Regions from separate parts of the Homo sapiens genome. Here regions 1 and 2 are each linked to region 3. A link is a contact called in ENCODE Hi-C or POLR2A ChIA-PET data. All regions are on one chromosome and are shown on one strand. Each heading gives the region's core, a stretch centred on a gene start or an enhancer-like site at or near the end of the contact. The rest is flanking DNA. Distances are from core to core; before and after follow the strand shown.

Region 1 (2,700 bases), core at 106-2,605, 1.8 Mb before region 3:
AAAAAAAAAAAAAAAGCTACATACCTCCCTGACAATTTGCCCCCAAGGAAATTCCTTGTGGGCCTCAAGACCTTCACTCTAAAACAGTTCTGTTGTATTTCACCCTGGCAATGTAAATTGATAGCTTATCTTCACAGGTATGGGACAAAGAACAGAACTCAAAGTCACCCCTCTACCCACCTGAGACAAATGCGTAACTGACTGCTTCCTCTGCCCTACTGTGTATGTAAAATCGCAGATTCATTTAGCCGACTAAGGCATAAGTGACTATTCTTCTATCCCTCTCTCACATGTAAATTGTGTATTAAGTGAAAAGCTGATCAAAGACTCAAAAGAATGCAACCATTTGTCTCTTATCTATGACCTGGATGCCCCCCAACCTTCTAGTTGTCCTGCCTTTCTGGAGGGAACCAAGGTACACCTTACCCATTGACTAATATCTGAGGTCTCCCTAAAACGTATTACACCAAGCTGTGCCCCAACCGCCTTGGGCACATGTCATCAGGACCTCCTGAGGCTGTGTCATGGGCACGTCCTTGGCAAAATAAACATTCCAAATTAAGACCTGTCTCAGATACTTCTGGTTCACAAGTTATTTAAACAGCATCTCACAGCCTCTGGGGCGAGCTTCGGGGAATCTGACTGGAGAAAGTGAGGCCACATAAGTTTGCTGAGTGTGCTAGAAGTTCAGGCCCAGTTCTCAAAGCCTGCCAGTCACGCCAGCCATGTTAGGTCACACGGCTCCACTACGGTCTTTTTTGACGAGGCCCAGATCCTCCGCATCCCCCTAAACTTCAGAGCCTGCTTTCAAGCCCATTTGAGAGCACAGCTGGGATCCCGCTTCCCCGGGCCAAGTTCAGCAAGGAGAGGCCGGCGCGCGCACACAGGAGGCACGGGATCAGGGCCCGGCCCGCCCTCGCAGGCCGCGGCCCACCACCTTCCCACCGCGGGCGCCGAGAAACCGGGCCACCGCCGACTCTTCCGGCAAATCAGAGCGGCCAGTGAGCGGAGAGGGACGGGAAGCGGCGTGCGAGGCTGGCGGGCTCGGGCGTCAGCGCGCCCCGCTGGGTCCCTGCCAGTCCCAGCCAACTGCGGAGCCCCGGGTGCGGCCTGGAGTTCGGAGCCCGCCTCGGGCCTCCTCGGGCCTGCGCTCCGCTCAGCCTCGCGGGCCGCCATGAGGTGACGAAGAGGAGGTGCAGGGCGCCGCTCCCGGCTCCTTACCGCTTCACCACGCCGGTCTTGATCTTGATCTGTCTCACGCGAGGATCGGCCATGGTCCCTCGAGCGCCGCGAGAAGGAGGGGCGGAGAGCCGGGGTAACCGTGGAGGGCGACGCGCAGAGGCTGCGGCTATTTAGGCGTGGTCGCCGGCGCGCATGCGCAGGCTGCGCGGCCCGTCGTCCCCGCCACGCCCCGCGGGGCGGGTTTACTAGAGGGCGGTACCCTGCTCCCGCCAGTCCCTTTACCCCTCGTGCGCCCCTTTACCCGTAGTGAAACGTGCCCTCCTCCTCTCTCTCGGACTGCCCCTCTTTTTACTTCAGGCGCAAGTTACACTATCCCGGTCTCCACAGCCTGGGCCTTTGGGGAAACTAACGTCTCTCTGGGACGTTGCTTTGCGGGATTATCTGCTTAATGGACGGAGTGACCTAAAAAATGTATTAAGGGTATTTTCGATGTCGTTATCTGGTGTCAGATGAGGCAGAGTGATGCATGTGTAGTGAAACAAACTGCCATCATGCACGCAGTCAAGAAAATCCTTGCCCTTTACCTCAAATCCCTGCAAGAAGGTTTGTAGATAACGTGCCTTTCAAAGGAAATGACTAACAGAACTTCTTCAGATGATCACTTATAGTGTATCCTAAATATTTAACTTACAAGAATGTGTGTCGCACACAAAACCTTGGGCTTCCTAATCAGACAAACCGGCTTACAATCGAGGTTCCACCCTTTAATAGCTAGACTATTAGCTAGACAACACTGATACGTATGCTGTTTAGCCTTGCAGCTGATCAGTCTGCAAAATGGAAATAATAATGTCCATTTTACAGATTAGGTATAAGGGTTAAAACACCTAGCTCATTGTCTGACGCATGGTAGATGCTGAACAACATTTGACTATTTTATATGTTCAAAAATATATTTGTTGCATAAAATGAGGCACATCTACAGTGAGCTCTAGCAGTCCCTTCCTAAGAGAATCTCCTGAGGAATACAGGGCAGAATCGCCCTTTTTAAAATTGCTTTTCTTTTTCTTTTTCTTTTTTTTTTTTTTGAGACAGATTCTCACTCTGTCGTGCAGTGGCTTGATCTCGGCTCACTGCAACCTCCGCCTCCTGGGTTCAAGTGATTCTCCTGCCTCAGCCCCTAGAGTAGCTGGAATTATAGGCGCGTTCCACTATGCCTGGCTAATTTTTTTTTTTTTTTTTTTTTGTATTTTTAGTAGAAACGGGGTTTCACCACGTTGGCCAGGCTGGCTAGAACTCCTGACCTCAGGTGAGGCCCACCTCACCCTCCAAAAGTGCTGGGATTACAGTCATGAGCCACCGAGCCCACCCCCTTTTTAAAATTTCTTGGTACCATCCTTCAAAGACACCCATATGACTGTCTTTTTCCTTCCCTAGCCTGACTTACTCATTCTCACTTTCATGACTGGTCCTGGAATCCCCTTCTATCCCGCCAGCCCAAGGCCGTTACTTTAAATC
Region 2 (2,700 bases), core at 72-2,571, 1.0 Mb after region 3:
AATTTTTACCCTCTCTTCTCCACTGCCCTTGTTCAGGCCTTATCTCTTCCAGCAGCTGTTCCAAAGGCCTACTCTGTTTTCCTTTCGGAGTGCTCACCTCCACCGAAGCCTCCACCCAGCTGCCAATTCTGCCCCATGCCTGATAATTTGCTCGTGCGTTGACATACATAAAATTTCTAAGACAAAAATTTTTTAATAATGGTAAATGAACCTTGGGAACTGCATACAGATCATACAGATCCATAATAAGAGAAAAGGTCCCAGATTAACACGGAAAACTTTCCATTTAACTAACATTTGCACTGGTAAACTTCATCAAGCAAGACCCTACTTAATCCCACATTACCTTCTACTGAAGAGGTTGTGGTCATTCTCTGGAAATATCTGAATTCATTCCTACAAGTTAGAGAAACAGCGTTACTCGAAACATTATCCCTTGGGCTCGAGCTCTAAGGCACCTGACAAACGGAGCGCTGTGGGTAGGGGTGAGGTGTTTTCTCCAGGGCTGGGACTTTGCCCTGGGCGAGGGCGCCGCAGGGCAAAGACCTCACCGGGCAGCAGAATCCGGGCAGAAATCAGCAACTGGGCCTCCCGCGCAGCAGAAAAGGGGAATCCAGTCGGGCCCACCCTTCCTGCCAGCGCAGACCGCAAGTCTGGCCCCATCCTCTCGCCGGGAGTCGGCCACCCCGACCGTGGGCAGCCTGCGCCCGTTTGGGTCCCATCGCCCCGGCCCGGCAGATACCTGAGCGGTGGCCAGGGCAGGTCCCCGTTCTTGCCGATGCCCATGTTCTGGGACACAGCGACGATGCAGTTTAGCGAACCAACCATGACAGCAGCGGGAGGACCTCCGAGCCCGCTCGTTACAGCAGAACGCGCGGTCAAGTTTGGCGCGAAATTGTGGCCGCCCCGCCCCCCTCGTCCCCATTTGTGCAGGCGAGGCCCCGCCCCCCCGCCCCGGCGCACGCAGGGTCGCGGCGTGCTCGCGCCCGCAGACGCCTGGGAACTGCGGCCGCGGGCTCGCGCTCCTCGCCAGGCCCTGCCGCCGGGCTGCCATCCTTGCCCTGCCATGTCTCGCCGGAAGCCTGCGTCGGGCGGCCTCGCTGCCTCCAGCTCAGCCCCTGCGAGGCAAGCGGTTTTGAGCCGATTCTTCCAGTCTACGGGAAGCCTGAAATCCACCTCCTCCTCCACAGGTGCAGCCGACCAGGTGGACCCTGGCGCTGCAGCGGCTGCAGCGGCCGCAGCGGCCGCAGCGCCCCCAGCGCCCCCAGCTCCCGCCTTCCCGCCCCAGCTGCCGCCGCACATAGTAGGTTCTGTCTGGGACTGGGCAGGGCCATCGGGGCTGGGGGGGCGGGGCTTGTGGGTAAGGCGGGCGGAGGCGGGGACCCTCCGCCCGATGATAGGGCTGGAGGAGGAAGGGGCGGGCTGAAGAAGGGGAAGGTGGGAAGAGCCCAGCCGGGGCTACAAATTGGGTGAAGCGCTGAGGTTTTAGTACTTCCGTTTGAGGAGATAGGCAAAGGTTATGCAGGTTTTTAATGGCAGGCCTGAGACAGGAACTCAGGTCTCCTGACTCCCATTCTGATGAGGGGGCTTGTGGGCAAGGGGTGCGTCTTTTAACCTCCATCCTTTTTTTTTTTCCTTGGTGGTCGAAGAGTTTTACTGATTTTTTAAAAAAGTGCTGGATTGGGTGACTAGAAGAAAGCTGCCCTTAGGTCTCCAGTTTTTAAGACTGCAACAGCATGGCTCAATATTTGAAATCACTACGGTTAAAAGCAGTCATATTGTGCAGTTCCCCAGTGAACTCTTTTTGTAGTTTAGATTATAAAGTCTGAAATACAGTTTGGGTGGATAAAGTTTCTTAGGATGGTATAGATGTGACTAATCATGGAGTCCTTCCTGTTGCCATCCTTCAACGCAATAAGTACGTTTGTTTGTTTTTAAACCAGAGATACTGCCACAGGAAAAGCCCAAGGGTGACCCCTCACTTGGGTCACCTGCACAGTATTTTTCAGATTGAGGCTGTGGAAGGGCATTGAAGACTGGTGTTTAGCCACCTACCGTGTTTTAATGTAGGTGGCAGCTTGGGTGCTTCAAAATCTTGTTCCTTTCGTATATATTTCTCCCTTAAAATGATTACTCCTCTTCTGTTTTTTTTGAGGACGAGCTACGTTTTCATGAATTCACCAAAATTTTGCACCCACCATTTAAAGGGTAGCTGGTGAAGGACTTATGTATGCTTTTGGCAAGTTTTCTGCCAAGAAAAAATTCATAATCTTGTCACATCTTTAGTGATGAACATAAACCTTTTAAACAGGAAACACTTAAATTGCAGTGAACATGTCAAAAATGATACTGTTCTTTTATTACCTATCTTTTCCCCTCTGTGCCTTTGCTACATAACTGTTTATTTCTTAGAGGTATTTTATTTAGCATATGTAAGTAGGGTGATTCAAGTTTTATAATTAGAGAAAGCTGAAGGCTCATTGAATCAAGACCGGTAGCAGCCTTGGTTTCAATTAATTCTAAACACGGCTTGAGTTGCTGAGGCTCCTGACTATCAGACTCTACCTTGTCTTTTATGGTGTTAAAAACAGTTCACCCATAGGGTTTTCCAGAGCTAAAAGTAGAGGATTCTTTGAAGAGTGGATGGCAAGGAACCTTGTCATTCAGTTGTAAGGTTTAAATTGCTTCACATACGTCAGG
Region 3 (2,700 bases), core at 155-2,654:
AACTCCTCCACATTTGCAGACCAACACTTACAAAAAACCCATGGTCAAAAAAAGAAAGCAATAGGGAAATTACAAAGTATTTTGAAATGAAGGAAAATGAAAATACAATATATCAAAATATGTGGAATGTAGCTAAAACAGTATAGAGGGACACTTATCACACCAAATGCCTGTACAAACAAGAGACATCTAAAATTAATGGTCATCAGTTTCTGAGTTAAGAAACTAGAGAAACAAAACAAGAAATTTAAAAATTAAAAAATAGCAGAGTAAAGGAAACAATAAACATAAGAGCAGAAATCAATAAAATAGAAAACAGAAAACCAGTAGAGAAAATCCAAGAAAGCAAAAACGGGCTTTGAGATTTGAGATCCGTAAACCGAGAAGCCCCTCACCAGATCGATCAGAAAAAAAGATGACACACAAATTACCAATTTCAGAACCTGAGGGGTCAGATTTTATAGACATTAAGTGGACAATAAAGGAATACAGCTAACAGATTTGCATTATTAAACAATTTAGACATTTCTACAAATTATTAAAGCTCACTCAAGAGGCGATATCAATAAATATTTGTTGAATTAGTGAATACCAGCTATTACTATGGGCAAGGCGCTAAGTCCAGGCTTTAGAGAGAAAGAAAGCATTTTTTTTTTTTTTTTTTTTTGAGACAAAGTCTTGCTCTGTCGCCCAGGCTGGAGTGCTGTGGCACGATCTCGGCTCACTGCAACCTCCGCCTCCCGGGTTCAAGCGATTCGCCAGCCTCAGCCTCTTGAGTAGCGGGGTTACAGGCGCACGCCACCAAGCTCGGCTAATTTTTGTATTTTTAGTAAAGATGGGGTTTCACCATGTTGGCCAGGCTGGTCTCGAACTCCTGACCTCGTGATCCGCCCGCCTCAGCCTCCCAAAGTGCTAGGATTACAGGGGTGAGCCACCGCGTCCGGCCAAAGAAAGCATTTTCCTTCCAAAGAAGCTCTCAGGTTACTGGAGGGGCAAAAGAACAGATAAAGTTTAATGTTGCTCCGGGGGAGAAGATTAGGGGAACACTGGTTAAAGAAAGGCTTCTCTGGGGACAAGTCACTCGGCCAACACACGAAGGACCCACAGAAAACGTCTGTTACAGCTAGAACGGCTGCACGTGAGTTCAGGCAAGGGGCCCAGAAGTGGCCCTCCGGCGACTGCCTGCTCCACCCCTCTTAGTGCAGTCCTAACCCTTTCCCAACTTGTGCTGGCAGCAGTTAAGAAACTCCTTTCAAATCCGGCTGTCTTGCGCCTGCGCATTCAAGCAAAGCGCTCATAGGCGGGGTGGGGGGGGTGGGGGGGGTTGGGGGGTGGGGGGGGTTGGGGGGTGGGAGGGAGGCGGCCACCGGAAGTGTGACCTTTCGCTCCCCGCTGCCTATTCTCATCCGGGGTCACGTCGGTCTTCCGGGTGTCTTTGACAGGGTTTTCTACGCCGCTTTTTCGGCGACTTTTTGCTCTTCCGCTTTTTGCCACCGCCCCCAACCTTCTATATCCTTGCAGCCCCTACCTTTTCTTGTGTTGCTCCTCCCCTGGCAGCCGTGAGGGGGGTTAGATCTCAGCCGGAGCCGGAGCTGGGCCTAGCTGTCCCACGGGCCACCACTACCTCCTTTGGTTCGGGAGAAAGCTACGACCAAGTACGCCCAGCTCGGGCCTTAGAACTTCTGAACGGGCAGTGCGGGTAGGCCCTGCTTAGCCCTTCCCGGAGGACACCTGTGAGTTTAGGGGGTTTCGGAGAGGAACGCAGCAGTGTAGGCCCAGGTCGGCGGCGGGGCACGGGAAACTTTTCCGAAACGGTAGCGTTTTGTTTTGCGTGGGAGGTTCCAGCAGTATCTCTTGGTTATTCCAAATTTATGGGCGGCATCTGGGCTGCTGTACATTTTGAAGAATCTTAGGACCGCTTACTTTGCTTACTCGTTTTCTATTCCTCGCGTACTGCCTCGTCCACCACTCCAGGACCAAAAGAGGAAGATAGTCTTGGGACCCTTGCATGGTGTTTCAAAGGGTGGTGAAGAACTAAGGTACGTAGCTGGATTAATTAAAAAATTTAAAAGGCATTTATCTTTTAAGCCTTAATTAAATGGCATGAAATTGCTTCAGCTTTTCACTTTATAGGAAAATGCACAGGTTAAGACTGTTGTGTGCGTTTCTTTTCTTGTTCAGCCTTTGTAGAAAAGCTCTTCGTCTCTCAAGGTGAGAACACGAAAGGCTTATATGTCTCAAAACTTATGGATTCTCTAAATTACTTGTCTTATCTCTTTCAACTCTTTGTTTAAAGTAGCAGATATTTTTCATTAGGGTGAACAGAGAAGAAACAAAGGGAAACTGTAAAACACAAGCTAAATAACACATGTGCAGTGTATGATTTTGTGAAGAAAGAGATTGTAACTGATTACTAAATCTGTGTTTTTATATTACAGGTAACATAGTAACTTTTGTAAATATCTTCATATTGTATGGTTCAGTACCACCAGGCTTCTAACACGTACTGATTAACAGCCATAAGGCTATTAATTTATACTGATTAATAGCCAGTAATAGTGACGTTACTTTGTTGGTGTGAATAGCCCTAATTATGTCTGTTCTGGAAATGTCCTGTAACAGGTTCCATGTGAAATAGGCCGTTTATGAGTTGTTTAAGAAATGCCCATTTGGAGCCATGTGACTAGATTATTTTTTTGA

The links. A loop is a pair of places that touch in the nucleus more often than their neighbours do. ChIA-PET counts read pairs that join two places held with the same protein, here RNA polymerase II (POLR2A). Pooled maps may share reads with other maps.
Region 1: a map of B cell shows a loop between it and region 3 (19-fold over the local background). The contact joins the promoter of TBCA here to the promoter of TENT2 in region 3. A Hi-C loop is called at or near these places in 3 of 168 maps with a recorded cell type or tissue (B cell, CD4-positive, alpha-beta T cell and CD8-positive, alpha-beta T cell) and 10 of 50 pooled maps.
Region 2: a loop to region 3 is called in a map of B cell, with 14 times the contacts of the local background. The contact joins the promoter of DHFR here to the promoter of TENT2 in region 3. A Hi-C loop is called at or near these places in 9 of 168 maps with a recorded cell type or tissue (B cell, CD4-positive, alpha-beta T cell, CD4-positive, alpha-beta memory T cell and 4 more), 3 of 37 single-sample maps with no recorded cell type and 18 of 50 pooled maps. POLR2A ChIA-PET finds 5 or more read pairs at or near these places in 2 of 52 experiments (H1 and OCI-LY7).

The regions. Positions count from the first base shown.
Region 1 is chr5:77,774,984-77,777,683 of GRCh38, forward strand. It overlaps TBCA (tubulin folding cofactor A), which reads right to left and starts at 1,356. Exons shown (of 4, transcript NM_004607.3): 1 at 1,222-1,356. The coding sequence starts at 1,274. RefSeq lists silencers at 953-1,122, 1,243-1,502.
Region 2 is chr5:80,653,662-80,656,361 of GRCh38, forward strand. DHFR (dihydrofolate reductase) reads right to left here and starts at 1,322. Exons shown (of 6, transcript NM_000791.4): 1 at 743-1,322; 2 at 347-396. The coding sequence starts at 828. MSH3 (mutS homolog 3) reads left to right here and starts at 991. Exons shown (of 24, transcript NM_002439.5): 1 at 991-1,303. The coding sequence starts at 1,067. RefSeq lists a silencer at 817-1,426 and an enhancer at 844-1,612.
Region 3 is chr5:79,611,037-79,613,736 of GRCh38, forward strand. It overlaps TENT2 (terminal nucleotidyltransferase 2), which reads left to right and starts at 1,405. Exons shown (of 15, transcript NM_001114394.3): 1 at 1,405-2,039. It overlaps LOC124901014 (a long non-coding RNA gene), which reads right to left and starts at 1,301. Exons shown (of 2, transcript XR_007058840.1): 1 at 1,106-1,301; 2 at 435-984. RefSeq lists an enhancer at 1,010-2,209.